2 separate regions of the Mus musculus genome follow, and region 2 is linked to region 1. Evidence: chromatin contacts called from ENCODE Hi-C or POLR2A ChIA-PET data. All regions are on one chromosome and are shown on one strand. The core of a region is the stretch at or near the end of the contact, and the rest is flanking DNA. Distances in the headings are between cores, read along the strand shown.

Region 1 (5,470 bases), core at 2,090-4,589:
AGCCTGGTCTGCAGAGCTAGATCCAGAATGGCCAGGACTACACAAACCCTGTCTTGAAAAGCAAACGAACAATAAAAGAAGTGAGGGAGATGATTTCTCTCCCAGTTTCATGTAGGCTAAGGGACTCAGGAAGAGGAGGTCTCTCAGATAGAGGCTTAGCAATTGGGAGATGATGAGGCCACAGTCAAGTTCTGGCCTCTTACCCCTGTCCTTGCATCTGTGGAGTATTGAAGGAGCAGGGACTCTAACGGCTAAGGGGAATGTAGTCAGAGCAGAAATGAAATACACAAAGAAAAAAGGCAACATATTGGTTTAGGTGAAGAATTCTACAGTAGATGGACTTCAAACATGGTTGTTCATGAGCTAAGGAAAGTCACCAAGAAGATATTGTTTTTATTTTCTTATTCGTTTGTTTTTAGACAGGGTCTGCCTCCAGAGCAATGGATTGATGGATTAAAGGCCTCTGTTTTACCTAGTCTTGGGGTATCTCACTTATTTGCCTTCATGACATTAAAACAGCTGTGTGATGCCCTTGTCATTTTTTTACAGTTTAGACTCCACACTGGGGGGGGGGGGAGGATCCATGCTCTCAACCATTCCAAATGAAGCCGTTTATTTGAGCTTAATTATTAGATTTGCTTGTCTTTCTTGTTTCTCTCTCTCTCTCTCTCTCTCTCTCCCCCCTCTGTCTTCCTTCCTTCCTCTCTTTCTTCCTTCCTCTCTTTCTTCCTTTTTTTCTTTCTTTCTTCTTTTCTTTTTTCCTTTCTTTTTATTTTAAGATACCACGTCTCCCAGGCTGACCTTGAACTCGTCATTCTCTTGCCTGTCCCTTCCTGCTGGGATTAGAAGCACAGGCCAACATGGCTAACTTCTCATTCTTATAACCAAACCTATCTGTTTGCTGTGGCCCTAAGTCTGACTGGCTGGGCCTTAGCCACATACCCAGCATGGAGTGGAGGAGCCACGTTTCTGGGTTTCCTAAAAGAAACTAGAGGACCATTCCCTGGATAAGGGCTCCTGGGCTATTTGCACATTGGTACCCATGATGGAGGTCAGGGTAGGGGAATGCTTTGTGGGCAGGGAGAAGCACAGAGGACACCCATGGGGGAGTGATGAGGAGGGCAGCATTTTCTCTCTGAGAGTGGGCTCCTCTCAGTCACTAGCCATCAAGGGACACGAGCATGAATTTAGGCTCCATTCCTTGGTGGGGGAGGGTAGACCCTGCAAACAGAGTCCTTTATTCTGGTGGTATCCAGCATCCGTGAGACACAATGTAAAGCACACAGTAGGTTGAAGTGGAAACTTTTGGTTTCTTTGGAAAGTCAGTCATGTCAAATAATGTTCTGCCGGGGCACACAGATGAAAGGCTGTTCTGCTAAAGCAGACACATGAAAGGACGCATGATGTTTAGAAAGATGATAAATATGACTCCACAGACACTGGGAGCTCGAGCATTGACTGGTTCCACCTCACTCGCTAGTCTTCGCTGACGACCTTCATGTATTGGTTGGCCTTACATTGTGTTGGTGAGCTTTGCTTGTGGTGGAAAGAAACTCGTCTAAGAACTCCTGAGGTTTCTTGTGGCTTCTTGCAGCTTCAGCAAGCTCCAGCCCGTTGGTGAGACTCCCAGTTTCTTTTGATTCGTGTGTGATGTCTGTTGAGTGGACTGGACTGCAGCTGCTGATTGGGGTTTGGTGTTTCCTCGTGGACTGAACTAAGGAGAAAGAAGATTGGAAGATCCCAAAGAACTGTTTCTAAACAGGCCCACTTCCAGGGGCTGGAGAGATGGCTCAGCGGTTAAGAGCATTGACTGCTCTTCCAGAGGCCATGAGTTCAATTCCCAGTAACCACATGGTGGCTCACAACCATCTATAATGGGATCTGATGCCCTCTTCTGGTGTGTCTGAAGACAGCTACAGTGTATTCATATACATAAAATAAAAAAATAAATCTAAAACAAAAAAAGGTCCACTTCCCCATATCCTTTTTTTTGTTTGTTTTTTGTTTTTTGAGACAGGGTTTCTCTGTGTAGCCCTGGCTGTCCTGGAACTCACTCTGTAGACCAGGCAGGCTGGCCTTGAACTCAGAAATCCACCTGCCTCTGCCTCCCGAGTGCTGGGATTAAAGGCATGTGCTAACATGCCCACTCACTTCCCCATATTCTAATAAACTTTCCTACTACCTCTGGTGGGTGGTGGGCTAGAGGGGAGGTTGAACCCTTATGGAAGTAGGTTGTGAAAAATACATGCCCACACTAGGTGCTCAGCAAATACAGATTCTCCTCCTTCCTCAGAGACGTGAGGCCAGCCTTCAATGGGACCTTGCAGAACCATGAGCTCTTTGGGTAGATTGGTGCTTCCTGAGAACCCGCAGCAGCACACCAGGATTGCACAGGGATGCCTCGGTCTCCAGAGCGAACAGCAGCCACTCAGCCAGGAAGGGGCGCACGGCTGGTGAGCTGCAGCATGGGCCTCCTTCCTACTATGAGGTAAGATGAAATGAACTTGGGGACCTGTTCCCCCGAGGGAGGCCACCACTGGGAGTGTGTGGAGCCCCTGGGGCAGTGTGTGATCCTGCCCTTTGATTTTGTTTGTTTGTTTGTTTGTTTGTTTGTTTGTTTTGTTTTCATTTGTTTTTTGAGACGGGGTTTCTCTGTCTAGCCCTGGCTGCCCTGGGACTAGCTCTGTAGACCAGGTTGGCCTCAACTCAGATATCTCCCTGCCTCTACTTCCCAAGTCCTGGGATCAAAGGCACCACTGCCTGGCTTGTTTTTGTTTCTTTGAGATAACATCTTATTATGTCTGGTTTAAAACTGGTTATAGAGACCAGCTAGGCCTGGTACTCACAGGGATCCACCTGCCTCTGTCTTCTGAGTGCTGGGATTAAGGACATATGCCACTATGCCCAGTGTTGGCCCTGCCCTTTGATGTCCTGCTTAGAGGGGACAAATACAGGGCTGAAAAGGCCTTGTTGGAACTGCAGGGTGGGTACCCCTTCATGCCGGCCTCGGGGCTTGGCCTGAGGGCTCAAGGGCTTGATAGCTGTCAAGTCTCTTCATCCCAAGAGATCTCCCCACACCGCTTTCTCTACAGGTCCCCACTGAAGATGAGCCAGGAGAGGACAGAAGGTCCTGACATGACCTCTGACTGTCACCACCTCTTGCTTGCAGTGAGACCCTGGGCTGGGCATTTGCCCCTTCTCTGTCACTGGGCCTGCCTATTCCTCCAGGGTTTTGCCTGCTCTGGTCACAGCCAGTGCCTTCTGAGGAGGTGTGGTCTCTGCATGGTTAATGATTGCTCAGAAGAGGTGGAGATGGTGCCAAAGTCTGCGCTGTGTTCTGCCGGCCCCAGACGGCGCCCACCTGTGACTGGTGTACATCACTGCCTCTGGGCCCCTTCCAGGGGCTGTCCAGATCAGCTGCTTCTGGGGGGGCTCTTAGCCCGAGGGTAAGCCTGGGTGGGGGGCTGTCCTTGGGATTGAGGCAAACTTTGAGTTCTTTCAGACTCAGTTTCCTGGCATCTGGAGTATGGAGGGAACACCAAGGGGAAGAGCTAGCTGTGGCGTTAGCTACTTGTCATGGGGAGGGCGGGAATTGATGAAGCTACCCGTGAAGCCTGTTTCTTCTAGAATGTAGGGTAAGATCTCCTCTCTAGGCAGTGGCAACCTCCTGTTTGCCTTCCTAAGTCCCTGAGAAGTGAATTGGCTACCTCATCTGTTACCTAAAAGGAGAAGATGAGGAAGATGGCTGAATCTGTCCCGGAGCCTGAGGAGGAAAGGCTGGCTCCACTCCGCCAGGCTCAGATCTTCATTCAGCTCCATGCAGACTTTGAGTGAGCTGCTGACTGCTTTTGGGCCTCAGTCTTTGCGTCTGTGGAGTGGGCACAGTACTAGTAGCCCCTGGAGGGCTCGTGAATCAGATATGGCAGGGTACGGAGGCTGTCCCTCTCAGACTCAGAGATCAAACGCTAGGTCACCTCAGGGAGGACTAACGATGCTGGTCCCAACCCTAACTTAGTCCTTGTCCTGGTCACAGGGTAAAGACTCAGCCAGGCCAGCTTGTGTCTTCAAACAGGACTTACATGCTGACTGGTCCCAGGTAGCATATCAGAGAATAATGACATTCCCCTGACCAGCCTAGGCCATAGCCTGCTCTCACCTCATTCCTCAGAGGAAAACCAAAGCTGAGGACAAGGGAGGCTCGCCCAGTGCTGGACAGACAGTATGTGAAATGCTAAAATCCTAACTTGGGGCCTGATCCATACCCGTCTCTCAGAGGAAGCAGCCAGGAGGGCGGGCACCATCTCTGGCTACAGGAAGCCCGGTATCCCTGGAAACTTAAAGGTCCCTGGGTCCGTATCTTGGGGAGCTGGATCACTTGGCTGGGCTGGTGGAATTAGGAGAGACCTTTGTTAGGCTCAGCAGAATGGTACCTGGGTCTAGCCTTGCCTGCAGCTGGTGATTGACCTTCTATCTTTGTTGTTGACTGTCCCTCTGATCTGATCTCTGTTTTCTTAGGGCAATGGAGAGTAACTGTGAGGTAGCTGCTTCCTTCCTGTGAGGCAGCTGTGGGAAGGAAGCAGAAGCGAAAGGAAGGGCTCAGGGAGCTGTGGAGGCTGAGGCAGGGTGGGGTGGCTGTGGGGTTAGCGAGCCCGCCCGTGGCTGAGCCTTTAGCAGGGGAGGGCTCCCTTCCTCTGTAGCCTTCCAAGATGTCCTGGGGTCTTCACATCCAGTCGACTGAATTGTAGAGTCTTTGGTTTCCTGGAGTCTTGTCGAACTGCGGCCAATGTGTCCGCTGAGACAAGAGAGAGGAAACCCCTGCTGTGTCAGGCCTGGCAGAGCATGACCTGGGTCTGGGGGTCCGTAGAGTGATCTGGAGCCCCTATGCTCCTGACTTTTCCTCAGACACTTTATAGGTGAATAGCTGTGCAGTTTTGTTTTTAACTGACACAAAGTAATTGAACATATTGATAGAGTCCAGCAGACCATCTCCACATTCCAGGGTGTGTCCTTCACAGCTACCATGCTCTCTGTGGTAGAGAGCCTCCTGTCCAGCCCCAAACCAGTGGGCTGGGAGCCTGGGAGCAAGGACCTGGGATTTCTAGGTTCTAGATCTGTTCTTTCTTTCATCTTTCTCCACTATCCCTATCTTCTTCTCCCTCCCTCCTTGCTTCTCTTTCCTTTTACGGGTCTCTCAATACAGCTCAGCCTTATATAGAACCAGAGGGCCTCCTCTCTGCTGAGCACTGGGATACTGGCTGGGCTCCAGGCCCAGTTTCCCATCATTTAAAGAAGTAGAGTGGTTGGGAGCTGGCATCAGTGGTGTCTCACATGAGCCTATGTTTGACTTGTGGTCCTCCATAGGAGAAAAGGGCACCTAGGGGACGTTCGCCCAGCTCCAGTGCCTGGGCACATGGCCTCCCTTCTTCCATATGACCTGTAGCATATGTTCCCTGACTGGAGCTCAGCGGCT
Region 2 (5,470 bases), core at 2,202-4,701, 510 kb after region 1:
GTGTGTCTGAAGACAACTAGAGTGTACTTACATATAGTAATAAATAAATAAATCTTTGGGCCAGAGTGAGTAGGGCTGGAGTGAGCAGAGGTCTTGAGTTCAATTCCTTGCAACCATACGATACCACACCACTATCTGTACAGCTTCAGTGTACTCATATACATAAAATAAATAAATCTTAAAAAAAATCATGTACTTAGTGGACAGCTTTGGCTGTCCTGCTCAACCTAGTGCTAGGCTCGTCTGTCATATACTTTATCTTCCCATAGATTTTGTAGGTGTCTGTCTTGTTGATCTGGACTAAGCATTGCACATTGCAAAGGTTGTCTTTGTATCCCAGAATGATCTTGAACTTCCAATCACCCTGTTTTTAACACCAAGTGTTAACATTACAGGTGTGTGCCTTGAATGAAAACCTTCAAAACAGGTAAGATCCAGGCTGGGGATGAGGAAGGGATAGAGCAGAGTTCGGGATTGTTTTCTGCTGTTCTTTGAGCCTCACTGATTCGAAGTTAGTCACTAGAAGCCAGAGAACTGTGTGCCCTGTCCCTTGTTGTAGGAGTTCTGGCCGGGACCGGCCTGAGAAGCAATAGCACCTCAAGAATCGTGCTTTTGGGGGCACATGCAGGGGTTACATGTCCTAGGACAGCACCAGGGAGATCTCTAAGAGGAAGTATTTGCTACATTGATATGAGCTTGTGTTTGCCTGACTGACAGGACAAGGCAGAGAGACCAGCAGGAGTATTGAGCTGAGGGAATGTGGCCTATCTTGGTGCCAGGCCACATCCACAGGACTTTGCAGAGTGATATTTGAGGGGAAGGAAACTTGACAGTGGAGTCCTTGGAGTTAGAGCTATAGAAATGGGACAGCTTAGAGACAGTTTTTGGTACAGGAAGATGACTTTGCTACAGGGCTGCCTGACCTCTAATCTGGCCTGGCTGGCCTTGATTTTCAGTGTAAGTTAGCTCTGGTGAACCCCCTGGGTGGTGACGTGAAGGAAGCAACTCATGGATTCCCACAAAGGGGTGGTCACTGTGTCCACTACCTGTATTTGGAGCAAATTACCAGAGGCCTCGTTGTCTCTTCCCAGCCCGGACTGAGAACAAAGAGTATGAACTGGGCAGGGGAGGGAAGTTTGTCTTTGTGCTCTTCATGTCTGCAAGATGGAAAGAAGAGTGTCCATCCCAACAGTGTCTTGGATGAGGATAAGCTACTACTGTTTGTGGAATACAACAGTCATGGCCTGTACCAGAGGCAGGGTCCTTTCTGGGCTTGGCATGTGTTTCTAGTGCTTTCAGAGAATAGCAGGCTGTTTTTACTGTAAAGGCAAAATCCCATCATCATCCTTCCACGGCACCCTAGTTCCTTCCTTCCAAGGCCCTGCATGATCAGGCCTCTGTGAGTTTTCCTGTCTTCATTTCAGCCTCTTCTTGTACTCCCAGCCTTGGGTCCCATGTTCTAGATCATGGTCATGCTCAACTGTGGTCGGCTCCTCCAGTCTGGTGTTTCTCTGGGCTCTTCTGCTGGAATTGCTACCTGTGTCCTCCCTCCCTGACGACTCCTTTATATTCTTCAGAATCTGTCCTTTCTAGATCTTCTGGGTGTTCTCCTAGCACGTCTGCCCCCACCTCACCCCCCAAGGCTCTTAGCATCCTCAACAAGTATTTGCTGAGCTAACAAATCAGAAGGGAACAGTTCTGAAAGAGGCTGCTCTATGGCCAAGAATCCGTGCAGGTACCTTGCATCAGGGTACCTGATAAAAGATCCATAGATTATAGAGGAAGAAATGGGGGCTGAGGTCTTTGCCTGACAGTTACATCCCCACACACCTGTGTGTCTGACAGGCCCAGCATTTCATGGCATCTGTTGGGTGTGTCGGCTCACACAAGGATGTTGCCCACCCCACCTGTGAAAGTAATAGTCCTGAGAATGTGCACAAAGGGCTTGACCTAGTCCTTAATTCTTTGCAGACTAGTAAAGGGTTAAAGGAACAGACGTGTGTCAAGCGCTCAGTGGTGTCTAATGCATGATACCCGCTCAACAAGGATTTGTTCTCATATGTCTGCAGGTGAGGTGTGCAGGCCCAGAAGAGATTCTTGAGTTATAATCAGTAGAGAAGAGCTAGGTCTACACCCCAGAACCCAATCCTACAGGAAAGCAGCCCCGTCTCACTTGAGGATTCAGTATCCTTCTGAATATAGAAGCTCAGCTCCATAAGCACTCTGGTTGTGTCACTGTGGTAGACAGTTTTATAGTAGGAGGAAGGGAGGACCCCCAGGGGTTACCTAGGGAAGTCTGATATTTCCCTGGGGTCTCAGTCTTGTTTCTGTCAGTAACTAGGTCATCCTGAATGGGGGTGAGGGGGAGGTAGGAGGTTAAGGAGAGGGTCCTGCAGAGCAGTAATGTGCTTACATCAGCTAGTCTCTCTCGGTACCCTTTTTTCCCTGAGGCCACAGGTTGCCTGGCACACTAGCTCCCATTTTGCTTCCCCAGAGCCTGGTGCATTGCCTAGACTGCAGGAAACGGTTGCTGAAGGAAGCAATGAGTTACATTTCAGTATTTGTCAAATATGTCTGTAATTGTTAAGGACAGAGTGTTAGCCTGTTTCAGGATCCTCCCAGATGCCTGTGTCTTGGAGGCCACAGATGAGGAAACAGAGGTTTGGGACTGAAAGATAACTTCTTCAAGGCCCTCCAGTGGCAGTTCCAAGTACCTCAAAATGGCTAGGCACTGGGAAGGGCTGTGGAGTGATTAGCATTGGGGTAACTGCCAGTTAGAAATGACAGGCTCAAATGATTACTTGTGAAAAAGGATCCAGTGAGAGCTTTCCTATTGAATTGCCCGAAGGTGTTAGCAGGAGTTATTCCTTCGTAGAACAAAAGACCGGGTCTCCATGGGAGAGGGCCCCAGTTTTTTTCCGGCTAGTTTTAGCGCAGGGAAAGATGCCAGTCAACTTTGCATCTGGAAACTCCTTTAAACTAACCCGAGGGACCTGAGGTCACAGTAGCCTCTTCACTCTTGCTTCCGCCGGGCACCTTCTCTCAGGAAACCCACTTGCCCTCTTGGCAGGGCCAGGGCTCCAGCATTACTGATGGTATGCTGAAGGCTTAGCTCTGAGCCTCCTTTAATGGACTGTGGGTCTTGGACAGCAAGCAGCTGGAAGCATCCTAAGCCGCTGCTTGCTGGACACAGTCACGAGGTGAAGGGCAGGGAAGGATGGAGTTTGGCCCAACCATTGCAGATCCCCAACCGGTACAGATACTTGGCAGGGGAACGCCAAAAGTGCCTGTTCTCCCAGGTGGGGGTCTAGTTACCAGAGGGCCCTCGGTAAACACTCTACTGGGGCAATAACTATGCACATTTACTAAGCCTCTGGAGGAATGGTGGTCACGTGGCCATCGAGGGCGGCGCCCTCGGCTTTAAAATGAACTCCAAATCACCGAAGGCTTTCTGGAAGAGGCGGGAATTCTCGGGGCCGTCCAATATGGCTTTCTCTCAACAACAAGGATGCGCTTAACGCTCTAGGGACCAAGTCATGCCTGAGGTGAGCTTCTTGCGGTGAAGCAAACCCAGGAAGCAGCAGGGTCCGGGAAGGGAGAAGTGCCTCAGGGGACTGGAGTGGCTGGACCAGGCCTGGTCCAGTCCCTGACCTTCCACTGTCTTTGAGGAATGGACGCGCTACAGCCCTACGAGGTCAGGGCGGCGGGGTCCTGGTGCTAAGTGCGCGCCAGCAGGACCCCGTCCTCCTAACGCAGAGCCTTCCTAGGCCGGGGGTTTGCGCCTTTCATGCTTGGCCAGCCCGTCCAGCCTGTCGGCCGTCCCTGTGCAGTCGCGCAGGGGTCCCGATGCCTGGGCCTCAGGGGCGAAGCGCGCTCGAGAGGGCCATCTGCCTGGGTGTGGAGAACTGCAGCGTCCGCGGTGCGAGGCGCTGCCCCTCCCGGCCCCCGGCCCCGCGCGCCCGCACCTCTCCAAGGCCGCCAGCGCCCGCAGCCCCGGGGCCGCCGTGCCAGGCCCAGACCCAGACCCACACTAGGCGCTGGAGGCGGTGCAGGGATTAGTGGACCCCTCCCCCCGAGCTCCCCTCGCCCCGCCCGGGGCAGCGAAGACCCCTGGGCCCGAGGGTGACCGAGGAGCTTCGTCCCCGCGGGGTCTGGACCGGGGGCTCGGCCTCGCTGGGCGGGGGCTGCACGGCGACAGGCCGAGGTGCGGGCGCGCCGTTAGGCTGTGTCCCAGAGGCCGGGGTGTGGGGCGTGGGCTCAGGGCTGCGGGGTCTCTCGGCCTCAGGCCCGGGTTGAGGCCACGGTCCTGCGGCCAGTACCCCGGGGCGGGTCACCCGACCCTGCTCCCCGGAGCCGCTCACCCCGCACGGCCCGGCCTGGGGAGGGAGAGGGAAGGGAAGGGGTGGTGGGTGAGGGGCCGTGGGGACCGCAGGGCCGAGTCCCCGGCCCGCCCGCACGCGCTGCTCCAGGGCGGCTGCCCCAGGCTCCCGGGAGGAGCCAATCCCCTGCCTCGCGGGCGTCGAGCCTGCGGCCGAAAGGGAGTCCCAGGGCTGTAGAGGCTTGGCTCGGGGAGGCAGACCCGAGCTGCTGCTGCCTCCATTTTGTTTCCTGTTCAGCTTGGTCTGTAGTGGTGGTGGTGGTGTGGGTTTGGGGTGCGGCTGGGCAAGGGGGTTCCCCTGCGGCCACGTCTGCTCGGGGCCTGGGGCCTCGAAGACCCCCATGCCAAACCCCCCAGGTGAGCCCTACAGCGAGACGGGGGTAGCCTCGGCCTCGGGTCGAAACCAGCGGGGCTGAGGGCAGGTGCCCAGTGGATGGGGAGCCCGGGCTGGAACCTAAGATGGAGGCCGGGGCTGACGCGGGCCTGAGAGCAAGGCCGGCGGGCCAGGCCTCAGCCAGGCACCATGGTGGCTCCGGGGTTGGGGTTCAGGATGACTGGGGTGCAGTTAGCCGTGTGCAACCAGGGGCTGGCGCGGCGCCCCGAGGTAGGTGAAAGGATCGTCATGCCACCCACGACGCCCGCAGGCCCCGACACTCTGGGGAGGCGCGCGAGGCCCCCCAGGGGAGTCCGCCTCAGGCCCCGCCCGGGCAGCTGGGCCGACCCGTAGGCCCGGGGCCCTGAGCTAGCGCCCAGGGGGAAGGGAGGGGAGGGGGCGGCAGCAGCAGCTCCGCTGATTGGGCCGCCCGACCCGGCCGCTCGCTCGCCCGACTTCACCCGCACTGAACCCCGAAGAGTGAGGCAGGCGTGGGAGCGCGCGCAGGGTGTGTGTGTGCTGCGGGGGTGTGTGCGGGGGGGGGGGGGGAACGGGGACGGGATGGGTGCGCGCGCAGGAAGGGGTGCGCGCGCAGGGAGGAGGGCGGGTGCGCGCGCACCCGGGGGCCTCGGTCGCTCGCACGCGGGCCGGTGCGCGAGGCGCTCTCCTCAGCACGCGCCGCCGCCGCGGGGGCGCGCGCGGTGGGGGTGTGAGGAGGA

The links. A loop is a pair of places that touch in the nucleus more often than their neighbours do. ChIA-PET counts read pairs that join two places held with the same protein, here RNA polymerase II (POLR2A).
Region 2: a loop to region 1 is called in a map of regulatory T cell, with 3 times the contacts of the local background. The contact joins the promoter of Nsd1 here to the promoter of Cdhr2 in region 1. A Hi-C loop is called at or near these places in 1 of 37 maps with a recorded cell type or tissue (regulatory T cell). POLR2A ChIA-PET finds 5 or more read pairs at or near these places in 2 of 5 experiments (Patski and embryonic stem cell).

What each region holds. Positions count from the first base shown.
Region 1 is chr13:54,698,124-54,703,593 of GRCm38, forward strand. It overlaps Cdhr2 (cadherin-related family member 2), which reads left to right and starts at 3,340. Exons shown (of 32, transcript NM_001033364.3): 1 at 3,340-3,446.
Region 2 is chr13:55,206,331-55,211,800 of GRCm38, forward strand. It overlaps Nsd1 (nuclear receptor-binding SET-domain protein 1), which reads left to right and starts at 3,452. Exons shown (of 23, transcript NM_008739.3): 1 at 3,452-3,545.